Linked DNA regions of Homo sapiens: region 1 is linked to region 2. A link is an interaction called in ENCODE POLR2A ChIA-PET data of the cell type or tissue named here. Cell type or tissue: CD4-positive, alpha-beta T cell. All regions are shown on one strand.

Region 1 (2,500 bases), 64 kb after region 2:
GGCCCTGCCCACCAGCTGTTCTTGCAGGGGGCTGCCAGGCACCTGCACTCATGCCTGGGGGCCTGGGCCGTCTGCAGGGCACCTCCCCTCTGGGTTGGTGGCTCGGTTCTGCCCAGCGTGTGTGTTGGGGGACAGGGTCAGGCTGCAGAGACAGGAACCTGACGTCTTCACCCCCATTTCCCTGGCACTGGCAGCCCCTTGCAGGAATGTTCTGGATGCTGGGGCGCCTCAGCCTGATGGAGTGGGCAAGGGGGGACATGGAGACCTCTGGGAGGCCAGAAAAGGGACCCTTCTCCACCTGCCACATCCTCAACCATGACTGCTATCACTCGCTCGCAGACCAGACCTGACCCTGGCCTCCCCCTTAATCGTCACAACCCCCTGGGGTCAGTGTAATTTAAACCCTGTTCTGTTGCTCTCCAAGTCTGAGCTCTTAAGCTCTGGTCTATGGAATAGAAAGAATCAGGATCCGACACCAAATGAGCTCATTTGGCCCCTTCCCCTCCCTCCCTGCTGTCCTCTCTCCACCCCTACCCCCACTGGCCGCCACGCTGAGGCAGTTCAGAGCGATCCTCCGTGGGCCACAGAGGAGTTCCGGAGTGCAGGGATCTCCTCCCCAAACCAAGGCAGGGCCTCAGCCTGGCCTCCAGCACAACCCAGGCCCCAGTCCACCTCCCGGGCACTACAGCCACCCACAATGATGTCCTGCCCCTGAAGCCCCACTTCTGTGCTCTGGGGCGCTTCTGAGATGCCACCTCCTTCAAGAAGCCTTCCCTGATGACCTTAGTTGGTTGTGACCTCACTCTCCTTTGAGCACTTTATTTCTCCCTCTCCAGTGACCCCAGTCCCACTCTGCAGTTCTTCGTTAGCTGGGCGCATCCTAAACACACCGTGTCCCCTCAAAGCCAGCACAGGGCATGGCTTACAGGAAATGCTCAGCACATCTCTGGAAAATGGAAGCGAATACGGTGGGAAAGTGCTGCTGCACTCAAGACAGGATGAGAATAACGAGCTGAAACTACAGCGGGAGGGATTTCAGGTGGAAGCAAAACAACCTGTTGACACGAGATTTGTTCAACTCAACAGATTGCTAAGTGTCGCTGAGAAGCCTCCCACCTCCCAGGATTTTTAATCAGAATCGGCACTTTCCTCATCTGACCAAGATTCTGCAAAAGACACAGGAAGGTGGACGAGGCTTCTTAGAGCACTTCCTGCAGTGCTAGTCCACGTGAGCCACCCAAATGATGAAAACAGACACAGCTAACAGGAGGGCTCCCGCTCCTCTAAGGCTGTAACGCACATGATCTCACTCCATCCTCACAACCACCTGTAAGCAGAATCCACGCACACTCCCATGTTACAGGTGAGGAAACTGAGGCCCAGGGAATCGAGTTGTTGCCCAAGTTCCTGCCGCTGGGAGGTGTCAGAGTGCAGCTCCCTGTGACTCGAGGGCCTCAAGCTGCCTTGACACTGGCTCATGTGGAAGCAAGTCCTACCCATCCACAGGTGGCGGCACACCACGTACACACACATCATGCACAGACACATGTGCACTGAACCTCGTCTTGCCCACACACTTAGCCAAGTGGAGGCAGGCTCGGATACAGACATAAATCTCAGGCTGACACTTCATGGATCTCAGATTTGGTCATGTTCTTAGGGAAAAATCGTCAGAGAGAAATGATTGAAAATGAGCCCTCAAAATTAAAGTGGAAAGGGATCTGGCACCTTTAGTAGACCATTAAAGCCCTGCTCAGGAACAGCAAAGTCCCTGCAGAAACCCAGCCTCAGGCCAGGTGGGCTTCTGACGGGCTCTCTGCTCACATACTAATATTCAAACAAAAGTAGAAGCTATTCCCCGAGGGCCGCAGCATGGGGAATGGCATTGGGGTAGATGCTCTGGCCCTACCTGCTGGAGGCCAGAGACACACTCAACTCCCAGTGGGGCACGGGGTGGGGAGGATACGAGCACCAAGTCCAGGACCCCAGGCCAGCAAGTTGGAGGCAGCAGGAAGTACCCTGGGAGAGGCATGTGACTGGCACGTGAATGGCCCTCCAGGCCTCAGGCTCTGGGTAGCATGGACAACCCTGGGAAGAACTGGGCACCACCTCCCACAAACAGTCCCGTACCCAGCACTAAGAGCTCTCAGAGCTTAAACTCCTCTTTCAGACTGCAATTCTAAGGTTTGGGTTCTAATGCTGACATTTCGGGCCCAAAGATGGGGAGAGGGTGGTCTGTTTTAACTCACCCATTAGAGTCCTCTTTCTACCTGGATCCCAAAAAGAGAAGCCTTGGGGGAGTCTGGCTCTTGCTGGGAAAGAACTTGGGTCTTTCAGGGAGGTGTGACCCTGAGGAGCTGGCCTGTAAGTAGGCAGTGGCCGCTGGGCAGCGGCGCACAGCAGCAGGGGGAAGGGAGCCCAGCACTAACCTGCCTCGCTGCCTCGGGGAGAGGACTGGAGGGCAGTGCGCTCCCCTCGCTCAGCAGACACCCTCGGAGGC
Region 2 (2,500 bases):
GGTTCCTAAAAGTCATAGTCTAAGCTTCTTGCCCCAGGGCTAAATGAGAACAGAAACACTTCGCTCACAGAACCAGGAGCTAAAAAGCAAAGCCCCTGTTTCTGGGTTGCGGGGAACCCAGGAGTGCAGCGACTGACTTGGAGAGAAGAGCCCCATTCCTGAATTTCCACCCCAAACACAACATTCCACGCACAGGGGTAAGTGCCTCTCCTCCCAGACCTCAGACAGGCTGCCCTTTCTCCGGGCTCTTCCGGGAAAGTAATTTCTGCCTTCCTGGATCCCAGAGGAAAAGAAAACAATCAAGCAGCCAGAACCCCCACCCTGTTCTGCACTTTCTCTTTTTTTTTTTTTTTTGAGACGGAATTTTGCTCTGTTGCCCAGGCTGGAGTGCAGTGGCTCAATCTCGCCTCACCGCAACCTCCACCTGTCGGGTTCAAGCAATTCTCCTGCCTCAGCCTCTTGAGTAGCTGGGACTATAGGCACGCACCACCACACCTGGCTAATTGTTTGTATTTTTTTTTTTTTTGAGACAGAGTTTTGCTCTTGTTGTCCAGGCTGGAGTGTAGTGGTGTGATCTCAGCTCACTGCAACCTCCGCCTCCCGGGTTCAAGTGATTCTCCTGCCTCAGTCTCCTGAGTAGCTGGGATTACAGGCGCCTGCCACCATGCCCGGCTAATTTTTTGTCTTTTTAGTAGAAACAGGGTTTTGCCATGTTGGGCAGACTGGTCTCGAACTCCTGACCTTAGGTGATCCGCCCGCCTCAGCCTCCCAAAGTGCTGGGATTACAGGCATGAGCCACCACGCCTGGCTAATTTTTTGTATTTTTGGTAGAGACAGGGGTTCACCAAGCTAGCCAGGCTGGTCTCGAACTCCTGACCTCCTTTCAGCTTCCCAAAGTGCTGAGATTACAGGTGTAAGCCACCGCGCCTGGCCTCTGTTCTGCACTTTCTCTAGAGAAAGCTCTCACACAAAGGCGAACAGACAAACAGGGCCGCCTTCCCCTGGAGGCCTGGGGTAAAGACGAAATGAGAGCTGAGTTCACGTGAAGTGCCCCACGTGGTGGCAGTTTCCTCTCTTTTCCTGTGCAGCTAGGTCACCACCCACTTCTCTTTGTACCCAGTTCTCTACTAATCAAACATACAAGACAGCTCAAAAATTGTGCGTGGCGAGTTGATTTCCCTCCTCAGTCTTTCAGCCTCCATTTTCTCACCTCTCTGCATGGCTGAAGCCCTCCACGGGCTGTTCCCACCTCCCCGACCCCCACAGAAGCTTCTCTATAAAGTCACCAGCTCCTTTCCAGGTTGTCCAACGCCATGGGCATGTCTCAGTGAATTCAGCTTTCCCTAGGGCTGGGCAGCCACCCTCTGGGAAAACCCCGTGCTTCCCCAGACACCGCTCTGTACTGCTTTCTCCCTCAGTCCCTACTGCCTGCCACTCCTCCTCTCCATGTGGCCCAGAAATGTCGGGGTTTTCATGGACATGTTCTGAGACTTCGTCTCTCCTCCTTCTCCCCTTGCTGAGCCCTTAAGTTCCCATGGATTTAAATGCCAGGGTTCTGCTCTCAAATCCCACCTCTGTCGCCCGTACTTCCCTACAGCCCAGACTCCAGGCACCTGGCATCTCACACGGAGCCCTCAATTCCCACCTGTCCCAAACTCATCCTCCCCTGGGTCTTCCCATCTGAGCAAATGGCACAACCATCACCAGGTGTTCAGGCCAGACCCCTGTGAGTCCTCCTTGAGTCCACCAGTTCCCCTCCCTGCCGGTCCATCAGCAAGCCCTAGCTATTCTAGCTCCAAAATACACCCCAAAGCTCTTCTCTGTCTCCACTGCTGCCTCTCAAATCCACATCACATCCTTCCTGTGCACAGAAACCTTCTATGGCTGCCCAGTATTGTCAGAAGTAAGCCAGCTTTTGGGCAGACTCTGCAGGTCTCCAACTGATGTGTGGAGCCCCGCCTGCCTCTCTGGCTGCATCTGGCCCTTTCTCCTTTGCCATTTCACCCTGGCATACAGTTTGCCAAACAAGTCAAGGCCTTGCTGGTGCTGTTTCCTCTGCCTAGAACACTCTCCCTGACCCCACTCCTCACAGAGCCAGCTCTTCGGTTCCTTCAGACCTTAACTGAAATGCCACCTCCTCCAAGAAGCCTGTCTTGACCACCCCAACTAAAGCAGGCCTCTGCTATCTTCTATTTCAGCCCCTTGTTTCTTTATGTTCTGCCTGTCTCCCCCATCAGAATGTCAACTCCATGAGAGCAGGAACCGTATACGCCCAGGGTCTAGTACACAGCCAGGTATACAGTAAGTGTTCAATAAGCATCTGCTGAAGGAGCAGATGAACCAGTCATCATGACTAGAGATTAAGAGGCTCCCAGTAAGTTCTAAGGGTTAGCCTGAAGGGGAAACTGAGGCCCATCACTTCTGGTTTTCCAGTTCTGCAGGACGGGCTGGGGCCCAGGCCAGAAGGCGCCTCACCTCCCTTTTCCAGCGTGCCAGCCAC

Evidence for each region. ChIA-PET counts read pairs that join two places held together with the same protein. Peaks named below come from ENCODE experiments on the same cell type or tissue, not always from the same donor. Only the 100,000 strongest peaks of a DNase experiment are listed, where the experiment ranks them.
Region 1: POLR2A ChIA-PET joins it to region 2 with 23 read pairs; 9 of 35 experiments call an interaction of 5 or more read pairs at or near these places.

The regions. Positions count from the first base shown.
Region 1 is chr2:25,336,118-25,338,617 of GRCh38, forward strand. All of the region lies in intron 1 of DNMT3A (DNA methyltransferase 3 alpha), which reads right to left. Among named protein-coding and RNA genes, the nearest start is that of DNMT3A, 4.6 kb to the right of the region's middle. In CD4-positive, alpha-beta T cell, no CTCF peak of the experiment used is centred here; a DNase peak (open chromatin) is centred at 1,484; H3K27ac peaks cover 439 bases.
Region 2 is chr2:25,272,466-25,274,965 of GRCh38, forward strand. DNMT3A (DNA methyltransferase 3 alpha) reads right to left here. Exons shown (of 23, transcript NM_022552.5): 6 at 2,476-2,500. Among named protein-coding and RNA genes, the nearest start is that of MIR1301, 55 kb to the right of the region's middle. RefSeq lists an enhancer at 585-1,085. In CD4-positive, alpha-beta T cell, no CTCF peak of the experiment used is centred here; DNase peaks (open chromatin) are centred at 1,056 and 1,876; H3K4me3 peaks cover 455 bases; H3K27ac peaks cover 2,500 bases.